2 separate regions of the Homo sapiens genome follow, and region 2 is linked to region 1. A link is a loop called in an ENCODE intact Hi-C map of the cell type or tissue named here. Cell type or tissue: Calu3. All regions are shown on one strand.

Region 1 (8,000 bases):
ATCTTGTGGTTGGTGGATGATCGGCTGTCCCTGAGTACAACTGAGAGCCACAGAATTGATGGGGCCTCTAGATGGTTTGGGTTCCAAGCCAGAGAATATACAGGTATGCCCTGTGTGTGTTCAACACAGCTCAGACCAGGAAAGTATTTAGATTAGGGAGATGCTCATAAAGATGGATTGTTTTTAAAATTATTTAATGATCATTTTTGTTACTGGGCTTTATCAAAACAGAGTACAGTATTTGTTTATTGTCCTAGCTACTAGACATCCAGTCGCAAAAAAAGTAGGTAGGGAAGAAAGAGTTTTGTAGGTGGTAGAATAATGTACTATTTTCACACCTGCTACCAGAATTATTCTCAAGATGGGAACTATTTTAGGAAAGTATCTTGACAAGTCATTTGGGGATGTGACGGGGAGAACTGAGGGCTTGCAGGAGTTAAGACAACCAAAGGAATTTCAAAATTGTTGTGCATTAGATCTTGAGTGTTAGGAACATGGAGAAAAGAGAGAGGAGCTAGTGTGGTGGCCAGAGGCTAGTGAAGTGCTCCTGTTAGTGGAAAGGAGGGCCAAGGAATGTGCCTGGAGATGATAAATGGTCAATTTGAAGGACCTGCATTTTAGTCATGTAACTGTTCCACCTCTTGCAGTTTTCTGAAATTCTCACCCAAATGCACAGCTTCTGTAAGTGATGTGCATGTGTATGTGTACACGTATGTGTGCATGGATGTGTGTGAATGTAAGCATGTGTGTATACATGTGGTGAATATGTGTATGTGTGTGTGAGAGAGAGGGAGACACACAGAAAGAGACAGAGACAGAAACAGAAAGACAGAGAATGGTTTGTGTAGATGGAGAGACCTGAGCTTCTCCTTAGGAGGGTCGCTGCAGTGCAGAACAGGGAATGGATGAGGAGATAATACAGAAATAGAGTGAATTTTGCAGAAGCAGGATTTTAAATCAGAGGCAGTAGAAAGGCATGAATACACAGAAATCTTCTGGGGGGGGAGCTGAGATGAAATGGGAGTTAGAGCCAATCTTATCTAGATCATAAAGGGCATGGTGATGCTGGTTACACATTCTGCAAGCTCCATTAACTCTTGGTAAAACACACATGCCTGAGGCTAATAGATTTTTATCCAACCATAGCTGTTCTCCACTCTCAACAAAGCAAATAATCCAGATTGTTCCTTTGCCTTTATTCCTCTCCAGTTGCCATTTTATGACAACTTTTCATCTCTTCCTTTATCAGAGACACTTTAATCTAATTTTAGCAGACAAAATGGTAAGAGGTAAGTGTGTGGTTTTATGCAATGGCTTGGGATATCTGGCCCTTTCAATAGGATTTTCACTTAGGACATTAAAAGTGTAATTTAATGAAGCAACTTGGTTTACATAAAAGTACTAGGACACTAGTTGTATAAGACATATTCTATCTTCATGTAAGTTTCTGAAATGCTAAACAACAAAACACTAGTACAGTGCTTTTCTGAGCCTTAAAAGGCTTTGCAGAAGTGAATTAATCTTATCACACCCCATGTTCTGTTTGGAGGGGATCGACACTACCCTTTCCCTAGTCCACTGTAGTATATATCATCATTAGTATGTATCAGTTGCTGAGACTGAGCCATCAAATACAAATCAGGTAAGAAATATATTAGGGAAGAATCATATAAATTGTATTTCCAGAGTAAAAATAAATGCAGTGCAAATTTAAAATTCACAGTGAAGCTATCACAGCTATTTAGAATGCACTAAAAGTACATTTTAATAAGTATCACATAGTTTACCTGTGGCCTATTAAATGCATTTTAGAGATAGGCAAAGAGAAAAGTGTAATCTGATTTTAAGCGCTTTCCACTAATATAAATTACCCAAATGAAGTATTTGGGCATGCTTGCACTGCGAAATGAGGAAGAAAACTTTACCAAACTTTTGTGTTACTGATACTCCCTATGGGCTTGGCTGTGTTAGGAATGAGTCATATAATATAAGGGAAAATTCCTCCATGGGCTTTGAAGGCTGAACAGGCCCTCAGCTCTGTTTCTTGTTAGCTCTCTGATCTTGGGCAAATTACCTCTCTGGGCTGCAGATTGCTTGTGTGTAAAAGTAGGTAGGTTAATTAATCCTATGAGTATTATTGTTTGGGTTAAATGAGATAATGCATGCAGAGTGCTGAGCTCAAGTCTGGTATCTAGTACGTTCTCAAAAAATGATAGCTATTTTGTAAGCTTGTAGTCTTCTGGTCTCACCTGGCCATCCATGACCTGTGGGACCAGGACTTTGCATGTACAGAGGAGCTGGAAGGGCCTAGATTCAAGTTCAGGTTTCCAGTTACCAGTGTTGGCTTAATCTCATGAAATCTCCACATGGTTGTAAAATGACCATCTTGTAAGACTATAGTGAAGAGTTAATGATATGATGTACGTAAAAGTGGTAGCAAGGAGTCCTGCTTATACAGAGCATATCATAGCCCATATCCAGCTATTGATCTTTCCTGGTTTATGTCTTTGCCTGTCAAATCAAGGACTTGGAATAGATGATCTCTAAATTCCCTTTTCTCTTTAAAATATCTATGGCACTTAAAAAGCCTTTAGCAAGGAGAATTTAATATTCCCTTTAGCTTCTATTTTTCCTCCTTTAGCAAAAAACGAGTTAGTGGAGCACATGCAGATAGATTAAGAAACCAAGTAACAGTGTTTGAAATTTACCCGTGGAAGCAAAAGGGTTAAAGGAAGCCAGAAGCGGGTCATATGAGGATGAGCGACTCGGTGCCGGTGCCTTGCTCTCCTGCTCTTCCCTGGAAAGATTCATTTCATTATCTAAGGCTTCTGTGTTTTATTTTCTGTAGACCAGTGGGCCTCAAGCTTTACTGCAAATTGCAATCACTTGGAGAACTTTAAGACTACTTCAAAGTCCCAGAAGCACCCCCTACCAATTAAATCTGGGTGGATCCCAAACGTCAGTATTTTAAAAGCTCTCCAGGTGATTCCAATGTGCCCTCCAAAATTAAGATCCATGCCCTCCAGTGAATGAAGGGCTCAGAATTATGAATCCTACGTGTCAACTGCCCACTGAATAGACAGAGGCAACCCTTCTCTCCGGGACTTTTCAGATAGCATTGAGGACCTGATAACCAACAGAGAAGGGTAAAATGAGGGAAATCTTGCAATTGTATTTTGTTTGCACGTGCTTTGCATAGTATGGGCTTTGTTTATAGGGTGTTTAACTCACATATGATATATCTTAATGTGCTTTTGGGCAAGGAGGTGCTTTAAAGATTGCCTAATGCCGCTATTCATTGAGCAGAGGGAGAAACCGAGGTCAGAGAAAAGAAGTGACTCATTCAGGCCTCACAGCCGAGAAAGAAGCCAGATTCTTTGCTTTGTCCTTCATTTCCTCTGTCGCACTTGCTGGTGAAGGACTAAAGTAAAATGTCGCTGTTCAAATAGGAGTGTGTTTGTCACACAGGGGTGTTCATAATTGTCTCAGGAAAACAACAGAAAGAAAAAAACAAAACGAAGTGACCTGTCAGTGTGTCTGTTTGAGGCCTCGTCCCTCAAAGATATACAGCATGGATCTAAAAAAAGGAGGCAGGCTATTGCTGGTCTGATGGCACTTCTTTCCAGGGGGACACATTTTCTCTTGTCACACTCTTCTCATTTTTAAACAAAAGCAGAAAACAGAAATTCTCTTTCAGCTCACTGAGTGTGACTGACACATTTGAAAATATCTTTCTACTAAGACAGGAGGAATAGTGTGAAAAATACTCTGATCCAAACTAAGAGAAATCTATAGAGGTATTCAAAAAATTAGTCTCCTACAGAAAAATAGATGTCAGACATGAACCTTAAAACTTCTAATTCTTTCCTGACAATTTCCAGAAGACAGAAGACCCTCAGGTCTAAGATATGTCCACTAGATGGCAGCATGACTACGATTAAAGTATCCCACATTCTCAGGCACAGAAAAGAGGATTTATTACACTGAATGGAGATTGGAAGTCAAAAGATTTTATGGATACAGATCTATTATTAAGGAATTCTAAACTACAGAATATATATCTCTCTCTATATAGGTGTATATAAAACTAATATAGAATTCTGAATACTATTGTATACAGTATCATACTGCCATTCTTACTATAATTCTTACTATCGTTACTTAAATCGTATGTGATTTAAGCAGGTTTAATGTACAGCTGAAAGCCCTTTGTTGTCTACCATCACCTCTTCTTGGCCTATCTCAGCTTTTGCCTGGCTAAACTAAAACTGCATTCTTCAAAGGGCAGGGAATGTTTACTTATTAAATGGCTGTAATCTAAATCATCAGCCGCACGGCTGTGATCCTACTAATTATTCTTCTATCATGATTTTCACTCAGTTATAGGCAGTCAGCAGTTTCTTCTTCTATAATTTAATATTAGTGACAACCCCCAATTTTTGATATTTCATGGATGCAATATGTTAAATAATTATGTTTTTACTGAGTGCAGGTCATGTGTGAGCTGTCGGGAACGCAGAACAAGACTTTGATGGAGGTTGCACTCTAGTGGAATATATTATGACTCATAAATGAAGTGCACACCTTAGTACAAAGTAAATTCTTCACAAGTCCTTTCAAGGTTGAGATATCTATCCTATGGATTATGGAAAGTTCTTTTGAAAATAGCTGGGTGGTCTACAAACAGCCAAAAAGTTTGGGCTGGAAAGCAACAGTGTTGACTTTCCAAGTTTAAGGATTATTCAGAGAAGACTGAAGCCAGCCATGTTCACGAGGGAACCAGGTCCCCACTGCAGCTGTCTGCTATTGTCACCATCTGTCATCTTTAGGACACATCCACATAGCCAAGATAGAGTAAATGAGAAATTGTAGACAGTCAATCTGGTTAATTTATTAGTTAGATAATTGAATATACACACAGACTGGACAACCAGCAGCACAAGTCACCCTCCTAGATTTGGCAAGGTAATTCTTTCCTTTTTAAAGTACTTGGTTAATAAAGCATGTTCAGATATATCATATATGAATTTCACAACCCTATGTTCAAAAAAGAGGCAGTCTGCCCCAGCTTACATAGCTAGCCAGTAAAAAGAGAATCCAGAGGTAGAGTGGTAAAGCATATATCAAGTGCACATCAGAGGTCCAGTAAATTGCCATTTTACTGTGGCTACTGTTGACTAGAAGCCTGGTTTGGTACCCAGACAGTACTCTTATATCATGCTCTTTCCAGTTCAGTCATTTATGACTCAAGGTTTTCAGATGCTTCTATAAGCTCCCGCTTGGACTGTTTGTGCCTGATCTTCAAATTCTGCTCCCAGGGCCTTTGTGCACTGTGTGTATCTGCTCGACTTGTGTTTTAGTGAGTTGAAGAAGGAGGGGGTACGCCTTGTTGATCTGTGGTTGGTAAGGTCTTAAACGAAACCACCATTGTTACCGGGCAGAGTGTAAATTAAGCAACAGGCATGTCCAAGGATAAAATGTGAGAAGGCCTTTCTTGCTGCCATGAGTGGGTTTGGAGTGTGATGCTTGTTTATAACCTGGGCAATGGGTGCTCTTACGGGTGCAGTGACTGTGAAAGAACACTGAAATGTTAAAGAGAAAAGCTGTTGCCCACAACCTTATAAAATGGGCTTTCTGTTTCCAACAACAACAAAAATAGACAAACGACAACAACAAACCGTAAAGAGTAAAAAACGGCACAATGATGGAAAATTGTGAGCCAACATGGAGGAAAGGTGCCGGGGTTTCTAGGGCCTGAATTTTCCACCAGGAAGCAAATATATTTAGAAAGAGGCAGCACCTTTTGACATTTGCTAAGTGACTTTGATGATTGACTTTTCAATTGAGTTTCTGTAGTCAGCAAAAGAGGGGAGTGAAGGAAAAGCAATTTTCCCAACGGGAGTATAAAATCCTCCAGACTAATGAAATGCTTTCTCTGGTTTAGAGATAACAACCCACTTTTGGGTTTTATGCCTAATATTGATGCTTTGTGTATTTTTTATAGAAGCCTTCACGAAATTCAGTTAATTGTATTTTATTAGACTGAGAGATTGTCTTTTTAAATATTCTCCAAACCTCCTCACTCATGGCTGTCCATCCCTTCTCCATTCTCCCTATCAATAGTTTAATGTTGAAGGATGGTTTGTGGTAGTTTTTTTAAAAAAACAAAACTTGCTCTACCTTTTCAATCTCCTCCTAGTTCGAATGATTGCAAAAATGCTGAAAAAGCCAAGTTCCTTTAAGGAATCAGACACTGAAATATGGTCATTAAATCCTGATGGGTTTTTTATTCTGCATCCCATAATTTTAAGGAGAACCACTTTCTGAGATGGTTGGATAAATGCAACAAATATAATGAGGCAGAAGTGAGGTCCCAAGGCAGCTTTGCAATCTACAGGGCACTCAGTTTATTTATTTACAATAACTGTAAGCTATTAGGGTCTGTCTCACTAAGCAAAGATAACCCAGGAACAAAACACGGTAGACTTGGGGGAGTCAGCAGTTTGGTGGCTGCTGGTGGGGGCTGCTGTGTCTTCTATCTTTAAATGTCCTTGGTGTTTTATTTAGGGAAGGTATTATCTTGACAGAACTGCTTTGCTGTTAGGCAGTAAGATGAGTTACTTCTTGGGATAAAGGTTCTCGTAAAAGAATTTGGACAAGAAGACTTTGTGGTTTATAGAAACTGTAATCTTTACTGAATGACTGGAGTGGGCATGGCACGAGGAATTACATTTATAATTGCTTAAAGGACAAAAAGATTCAGCTTGATTTAAACCCAGAGCACGAAAGAATCATGATTATGAAAGGAAAGGGAGAGACAAGATATTATAGTGAAGAGTGCGGTCCTGGGATTTAGAAGACTTGGGTTTTAGTCCTGGTTGTGCTTAGCAGTCATATGTCCTTGGGTAAATCACTTAACTTCTCTGAACTTCAGTTTTTCTATCTACAAAATAGGGTCTTCTGTGGGCATACAATGGGCTAGGCTAAGCACTTCATATGTGCTATCTAATTTCTTTCTTTCTTTTTTTTTTTGACAGAGTCTCGCTCTGTCACCCAGGCTGGAATGCATTGGCTCCATCTCAGCTCACTGCAACCTCCGCTTCCCGGGTTCAAGTGATTCTCCTGCCTCAGCCTCCTGAGTAGCTGGGATTACAGGTATGTACCACCATGCCTGGCTAAGTTTTGTATTTTTAGTAGAGATGGGGTTTCACCATGTTGGTCAGGCTGGGCTCGAACTTCTGACCTCATGTGATCCGCCCGCCTTGGCCTCCCAAAGTGCTGGGATTACAGGCATGAACCACCGCACCTAGCCAATGCTATCTAATGTAACCCTCTCAATTATGAGGTAGGTACTATTATTATTATTACTCTTATTACTCAGATGAAGAAACTGAAGCATGTAGAAAGTTGGTAACTTTCCTGAGTCACTGACAGGGGCAGAATTTGGACATAGACAGCCTAAGACTGGTGTGTGAAACCACTATATACATACCACAGGACTACCATACCATAGAACCACTCTAGAGAGATGATCCTTGGCTTGCTTACGTGAGTGTGGTATGAATAAGATAATATTTGTGAAAAGTGTTCTATAAAATAAAAACCCACAGGATGTAAGGGAATGTAGTTTTTAATTTATTACTAAAAGCCTCCTGCTGTGGTTTGAATGATGGCATTCTTTATAAACGCACATTGAAAATTAATCCCCATTGTGGTGGTATTAAGAGGTGGGGCTTTTGGGATGTGATTAAATCAAATCCCTCATGAATGGTTTGGTGCCTTATGAAAGGGCTGGAGGGAAGTAGCATAGGCCCTTTTTGCCCTTCCGTCTCTTTGCCATGTGAGGACACAGTGTTCAAGGTGCCATCTTGGAGGCAGAGACCAGGCCCTCAACAGACACTAAATCTGCAACTTCTTGATCTCGGACTTCCCAGCCTCGAGGACTGTGAGAAACACATTTCTATTACTTATAAATTACTCAGTCTCAGGTATTTTGTTAC
Region 2 (8,000 bases), 150 kb after region 1:
AAGAAGTGAATACTCGTTGACACTGACAGAGCAGTATACTGCATATTATATAAACTGCTATGTGCAACTCCATCTGCTTGCTATAGAGACACAAATTCATACTTTTTTGCCATTCTAACCCATAATCGTAACCTAACATCCATTCAAATTAAAGCACTGTAACTCTTTTTAGGAGTAGGGGGAAAAAAACCCTGCTGCTTTTTACTGGCTGATTTATTGTTACATGACAATATTGGGTATATTAAACGTTAATATTGGTGCTGTCTTTTACACCATAAGTCTTGTGCTGAGGAGCTGAGAAATTATTTCATTTTAAAATGGACATTTATTGCACTCTATAGGCAGGTATGTAATTCCTTCCTCTAAGAGATCTGTGGAATATTTTCCTTCTGAGGTGTGAGAACTTTTGATTTGCACTTGTTGTGTCATTTGGGTGCAAAAGAAGGGTGATTTACTGTTTCCATTGGCATAAATAATATTCTGTTTGTTTCTGCATCATTTTCTAACACCCAGTATTGACAGTGCCTCACAGTTTACTAGGCAGAGAATTCAACCTTTTACTGTAAATGTCAGGGAGAAGGAATGGAAAAAGAACTTTGAATTTCAGCCTAATGTTCAAATGGGTCCCCAGTCACACTGGAAAGAGATAATCCAGCTATGGTCAGATAGTGCTACAATGCAGCTGTTCTTTCTAGCTCATTTCTTGGAACCACTAAAACTCTTTGGAGAAACCTGGCAACCTTCTGATCCTTACAATGGGGTAATTCCCAGGATGATGTATGCTTTCATCAAACACCAGGCATCTTCTGCCATTGCTACTTCCCACCCACCTATTCTTTCCTTTCTTCTCTACTCTGATCTTTGATCATCAATTTTAAAAAGTGTAGTCAGTGTTTGAAAATATAATGTGGAGGTTTAGACACATACTTTCTGGAGAACTCTATGACACAGACATGAAAGAGACTATTGGTTGCTGATCTAATGCTAATTTTATTTTTCTTCTTCCTTAGTTACAAAAGTTGATTTTACTTGGATTGGCAATATGCTTGCCTGAGATATATATTTCCCAGACTCCATTACAACTTGATTTGGCCATTCTGGCTAATGAGATGGTGTAAGGGAAATGGCTGTGCTTTAGTCAGGAGTAGGCCAGGCTGGCCTTCTGGCACAGCTTGATTCAGTGGGTTTGGAGGGCAGGCGCAAAAAACTGCACATTATTTAATCATGTCATGTGAGGTGCATTAGGTGATCACCCACATCAGCTCATGCTTGGCTCAGAGCTACTATTGTCTGTAAAAGGTAGAATTACTCTGCTTACCCTGTACATACAGTTTGCTCATGCCCAGAGAGAGAGTAAAGCATGTTGAAACCATCAACGATTCCTCGAGTGTTTTTCCAGCCGCCTGCCACTCGCCCACCGACTCCCCTCGGACCTCAGTTAGAGCCTGACAGGTGGAAATAGAAATTATTAGATAGAGCCTCTGGAAAACAAAACTGTGAGGCAGACCATTGGTGAGGGCCATATTTGCCTTTCCCTTCTCACTTCTACTTTCTGCCGGATTGTGGACAGATGGCTGGGTCTCTAATAGCCATGTTGAACAAGGAGGCAACCTTTAGATATTTTAATAAGGGTAGTAGAACAGAATTACAGAAGAAATCTGAGTGCCTGATGAGTTAGTGAAGCTACTATTCCAGTCATGAACCACCTACCTTAGGACTTTTATTAAATAAAAGTACACTCTTCTAATTTATCTAAGCAAGTATAGTCATGTGCTATTACTGGCATCTGGGGGAAGCTGGTCACCATGTTCTGAAGACATTCATGTAGCCCTGAATGAGGTCTACATGGTGAGGAAATGCGATTCCTTACTAACAGCTAGCATTGACTCGCCATTTTGGAAGTAAAGTCTATCATCTCAGTTATGACTTCGGTGACTGAAACCCTGTCTGGTAGCTTGTCTACAGCCTCATGAGAGACCCAAGCCAGCTAAGCTGCTCCTGAATTTCTGACCCTTAGAAACTGTGTGAGAGAAGAGGTTTTTATTCTTATTTTAAGCTGCTATAGCAATATATAAACAATATAGACTTGAATATTAGGTTTGCATTCTTATGTATGTATTTAAAAACTGATAAATCACATAATGCAAAAACCTTGACATTCAGAAACCTTATACATGAAAATATTCACCATGGCATTTAAAGTCTCCCCTTTAAAAGGCATCATAGGTGAATATGATTATGGTCTTAACAGCTTTTTAGCTATTCTTACAAATATAGCTGATATTAATCCTCAGGTATTTCACATTCTACTAAATAGGCATTTTTCTTAACTACCATATGGCATTTCAGAATCAGATTATGAAACCCATATTCTCTTCTCTCCATTACTATTATGCACAATTCCCAGCTCTGGAAGGCTGGTGGCTCATTGGACACCAGCTCATAGGGGACTAAAGAGCGTTTCCCTCTCCATAATGACACTTGGTGCTTTGCAGGGAAAACCAGCCTTTGGAAAGGAGCAGGCCTTCCTAATATCAAATTCAATTTAATTTGAGGGAATGAACCTGCCTTCCCAATTTAAAGTGAAGCCTGCGTGGTTAGCCGCCTGAGTTCCTGCAAGGTGCAAACAATCATTACTTCTCCAGACCCCCTAGCCCTTTTCCTGTTTTTTATAAACACTTATTTAAGTTTCCAGACACCTGACTTAGCTTCACGATGGCCAGCAACTTCCTCATAGATCATGAAACTCAACTTCAGCTCACTGCCTTCTGAAGCTTCTGTAATCTTCCATTCATTACATTCCATGTTGACCCCTGTGCATTGTAAAAGTTGCCAGCCCAGCTGGAGAACATGACATGTAGATCTCTAGGTTCCTTGAGTTGCAGCATCTTTTAGTTTGGGTGTTAAGTTTTGAGATCTGGGTTTTATTCGTCATTTGATTGATTAACTGCCTATTGTTTGCCCTACCCACAGTCCGTCTGTCTGATGCATAAAGTGAAGCTGCAGGAAAAGAGCTATTCAGTTTTCACTGAGTTAGGAAAGCCATGCTAGTGGCAGGTGAAGGGGACAGCAGAACATTTCTGGGACAGTCCCACCTTTGTCGTAAGACCTGACACAGGCCAAGACTGTTATATCCACAGGGAGGTTCATTAACACGCATTTAAAACCTGTCTATTTACTCCGAGAATCCAATTCTGACTACATTCAGTTGGTAAATATCAGAGCTTTCAGCAGAGTAATGGCAAATCATCCAGCTGAATTTACTCAAATTCCCCTGATTAATCCATCTGACTGCCCAACCAAAGCTATCATTATCACTTACACAGTGCCTTTTAATTTGGATTTTGTCATCCTCCTCCTTCTCTTTCCATTTGTAAGCACATGCTTGCAGGTTGAAAAGTTGAGGATTCTGACCCAATTCTCGTTTGATTGGATTTGCCTTTTTCTTTCTTCTTCTTTTTTTTTTTTTTTTAATTAAAAAGGGGATGTTTAATTATGCAATATGCAAACTTCTGAAGACAGAGAGGGAATCATCATTAGTTTAACTCTGGGCTAGAAACATTCAGAGGCTGTGTAGATATTCCTGTTCTTACCTCTTTCAAAGCTACCTAGTCATGTGCCTTCATAATAGTACTTAATAGCTATGTTATGGGGCAGACACAGTTGGATGAGAAATTAGGAGTTGGGGTTGAGCAATCAGAGCTCCATCTGCTGGATGGAGGGAGCAGGGCACTTGTGGCCAGGTTTATCGGCTGTCATCCTCAAAGTTAAGCAATCTGGCGGCAAGTCTGATTGGAAAGGCTTTTTTCTTCCCCCTCCCCCCTCTTTTGGGAGTAGGATAGGTGTAGCAGACTAAGGAAAGCCTTGCTTTGTTAAGATGCTGTTCTGCTCTTAGTAAACAGATAACATAAAGAGAATCATGTACAAGCTATTCTGTTCATTGACATTAAAGGACAACTGGTCATTTTTCTTGTATAAACGGGAATCTTATTTTCTGTTCTCATCCTATATCCAAGGTAGCAATCTCAAAGCAAAATGAAGTAAATGAGTGAGCAATTCAGATGCAATTTATTCCCAAACTCAGTTTTTGTACCTGTATCAACTTCACCAAAGCCACTATCAAAATAATATATAAATACACGTATACACACGCTGACACCCACAAATCAACATATAAATGCATTTGTTTTTTTATTCTTCTATCTCATCTCCCCTGCACCTTTCTTTCACTGTTAAGGGAAATGAACTCTAACGCACTGATGGTTTTTGATTGAGATGATGTTGAGTTAAAAAACTGATGGTTTTTGACTGAGATGATGTTGAGTTAGGACTAGTACCTAACTCACAACTCGTGAAAGGTTTAAATCCAATCATTTATCAATTAAATGAAAAAAGAAAGTTACTGATTGGATGCCAAGCTCTTGGCACTGGGAACAGAGAGGTTGATGAAGAAGTTCTGCCACCAATTATGGAGATGACTGACTAGAGTTGGATGGAGATGACATATGAAGGAATCAGACAATAAGTTAATTATAAGAGTATAAGAAGTGCTATGCAGAAAATGAAACTCATGGATATATAGAGAATAATGGGGAGGAAGTGGAGAGGGGGAATGCTATGGAAGGATTCTCCAAGGAGGTGATATTTGAGCTAAAAAATATAAAGTGTGTAGCCCAGTGCCTGGTAGTTGTAAGAGATCCAGTAATCCAGTTATACTTAGAATTATAAATATAATCATCATTTCTTCTACAGTCAGTAGAGTTCACAACCTGAAGGTGATCGTAATTACCCCCCTGGCCACTTTTCTGTGGCCTCCAAGCAAACAGTAAAGCAAAGTGCCCAGAGAAATTGCCTTTGTCATCCTTCACCTACAAATAAGACATTGGTGTTGCTAGAAAGCAGAGAACAGGACAGTCCATGAATTCAGTGTAAACACTAAATTATCCTTGACAGGAGGCTTCAGATGAAGATAATTCCTCCCAAGATCCTGTGATATGCTGAAATTCCCTGGATATTAATAGAGTTGAAATTGACTCATTTTTGGGTAATAGCAAAATGGGTCCTTCATTGTAGCTACAAATGCACTTAAGGTATCATCCCCAGTTGTGAGCAGGGATCATTCTGGAGAGCTCAGAAAAAGAAATGTCCAGGGAGTCATGTAGATTGACTCTGCCTGTGGCCTTGTTTTGGTGAAGGACCCCAACATTTAGATAACAACAGAGCCTGGGACATCTCATTGAGGCCCTCGCTCTACCTCACACCCACAGCTGGGGCAGTCACCAACTCCTACAATTGTTCTTCCTTATCATCTCTCCCATTCTGTTGGCTTTCTCTCCACCCCCTCTGCCATGGCTTCCACTAGTCTTCCATCAGCTCGCTCTCTTTAGTCTTCCCTGACTGCAGTCATTTTAGAAATAAGGTCTGTAAAGGCACAAACCAAAACAAAAGGGAGTATTCGTTTTTGTATACTCTATAGTAATGATTCCTAAATTACAGACTGAGGACTCCTGGAGCAATGGCTAAGGAAATATTGCAAGAGAACCCTGGATCTGTGGTCTGTGGAATAGATAAATAATTTTATTAAGGCATATATATATATTCAAATATATGTAAATGTTGTTTGGATTATAAGATGCAAATTTAAAGTGTTGTTAAACTCATAATTGATTCTTTCAATGTATATTTATTAAATCAATAAATGCTAAAAATAGATCGTGTTTTAATCCCACAGGGATCCATAATATTTCCATGTATAAGTGGGTCTTCAAACTTAAAAAAGGAGCTTGGAACACCATCATGAGGCACAAGAGCCATGATTCCATTAGCACCTGGCACAGACACCACAGGGCTCAATAAATGCACAAGCCAATTGAGACCAGGGCCTTGTTTCCAGATTTTTAGTGGGACCAGCGATTCTGCCCTTACTAAACAGTACTATGATCCTCGAACTAGGTCAAGCAATGTAAAAGCAAGCTACCCGGGCTTCCACTAGCCTCAGGTGCTGAGGGAAAATCTAATCTGTGCCCCATTTAGGTACCGTTTTAGTCTTGGATGTTTGGTGGAGCAAAGTATGCTCAGTTAATGGAACAAACACAAGGGGATTTTAAATGGCAGTTTTACAAATTTGTATTCCTGTGAAAGTTTGTGTCAGAGCTGTTACCATCTCTGCTTGTTCTGTTTATTCAGCATGAATGTCTGGAACATGCAGTTGTTCTGCTGGTTTTTATCAGATACGCCATCCCAAGGTACCACGGGGAATATCTTCATTATTAACATAATAAGAGGGAAGCCGGCTGCTTGCAGAAACTGCATATTTCTAGAACTTATGTTATGTTACATCCTGGCTGCTAATTAGGACCCAGCTTACAGTGGCAGGATATCAAAGAAAGAAATGATCCACATGGACACCGTAGAATGTTCTGACAGCATCCAGGGTGCCTGCTCAGTTCAGAGTTTGCCTGCAGAAGAAAAAAGTTCAGAGGAATGGGACTTAACAAGGGGCCTCCTACCTGTGGATTACAGCAGTTTTTTTTGTAGCCCAATAGCTGAGCAAACATGTGCTCACCTCTGGTGAGAGACCACTCACCTGTGCTTGTCCTTCCTCTTCCATTTCGTCCCAGCATGATACGATCATTTCTTTGCTCACTAATGCACTTAGCTTCTTAGAGGGGCCAGAAAAGGACTGTTGTAAGAGGAAGGGAAGGGATTTTTGCCCCTTCTGGTTTGTCCTTAACATTTTCATTACTGTGATTAAAAAACAATTATATGCAATGTAAAATACAATATTATAAACATTCAAAATAATTCCCAAGTACATAAATACAAAGTGAAAGTTCCCCTTCATGCCCCTGCTTGATCCCACATTCCCCTCCAGAGATAACCACACATCATAGCAGTTTGTGGTACGCCTTGAATCCATTTAGCCACAAATTCTAATGTATAATATTCTTTTTTCAATGTACACAAGTGGAGTGACACTGTTTATATTGCTTTTGTTATTTACAGTATCTTAAAAATTTTTCTCTGCCATGAAATGTATTGTCAATATGCAATACAAACCGTTTGTTATAACTGTCTTAATATTTCAGTTATAGATATATATTATAATTTGTTTGATAATTCCTTTATTTACAACTTAAAAAAAGCCTTAGATGAAGAGCCCTACAAAATTTTTTTGTATTTTCTCAGCCTTTTAATTTTCTAGTTCCTGCTTTTTCTTAATATGCTAGCCTTAAAAATGGGCTCCCAAATATGTCCATGGCCCTAGAACCTGTGAATGTTACCTTACATGGCAGAAAGTACTGTGTAGATGTGATTTAGTTAAGATTCTTGAAATGGGGAGATTATCCTAGGTTATTTGGGTGAGCTCTATGTAATCACAACAGTCATTGTAAAAGGCAGGCAGGAGGAGTCAGAGTGAGAGGTGAAAACACTGTGATGATGAAAGCAGAGACTGGAGTGATGAGGCCCCAAGCCAAGGAATATTGGCTCTCCTGGAGCTTCCAGAAGGCCTCAGCTGTGCAGACACCTTGATTCCAGCCCCATGAGACTCATGTTGGTCTTCTGCTGTGTTAAGCCACTAAGTTTGTGGTGATTTGTTATGGCTGCATAGAACACTAGCACACTTGGCTTAAATGGTTCTATCTTTGAATACATGGTCATACCTTCTTACCAATGCTAAAAGATACTTTTGGAAAAATAATCTTGACTGTCATACAGATGTAGAAATGAACACATACTAGAGATTTGATTCATGAAGGATCAGGCAGAGATAATTACCAGTTCAAATAAAGAAGGCCAAGCAGCACAAATTTACATGGAGTAAGAAATGTTGAAACAAAACTGTTTTTTTTTTTTTTTCTTCACAGAGGGAGTGAGAGAAGTCAAACCTCTACCAGACTAGACAGAATTTGCATGTCTATCTCTTACCTGTAAGTTACAGAGTTATCAAATATCTCAAAAATAATAAAAGTTGAGAATCAGATAATTGCATGGGTTAT

The links. A loop is a pair of places that touch in the nucleus more often than their neighbours do. Peaks named below come from ENCODE experiments on the same cell type or tissue, not always from the same donor. Only the 100,000 strongest peaks of a DNase experiment are listed, where the experiment ranks them.
Region 2: it touches region 1 in a loop (14-fold over the local background); 51 of 110 quality-filtered maps call a loop at or near these places.

The regions. Positions count from the first base shown.
Region 1 is chr14:87,892,511-87,900,510 of GRCh38, reverse strand. No RefSeq gene overlaps it. Among named protein-coding and RNA genes, the nearest start is that of GALC, 97 kb to the left of the region's middle. In Calu3, no CTCF peak of the experiment used is centred here; a DNase peak (open chromatin) is centred at 3,920.
Region 2 is chr14:87,741,417-87,749,416 of GRCh38, reverse strand. No RefSeq gene overlaps it. Among named protein-coding and RNA genes, the nearest start is that of LINC02330, 90 kb to the right of the region's middle. In Calu3, a CTCF peak has its summit at 3,695 (motif pointing left); a DNase peak (open chromatin) is centred at 3,716.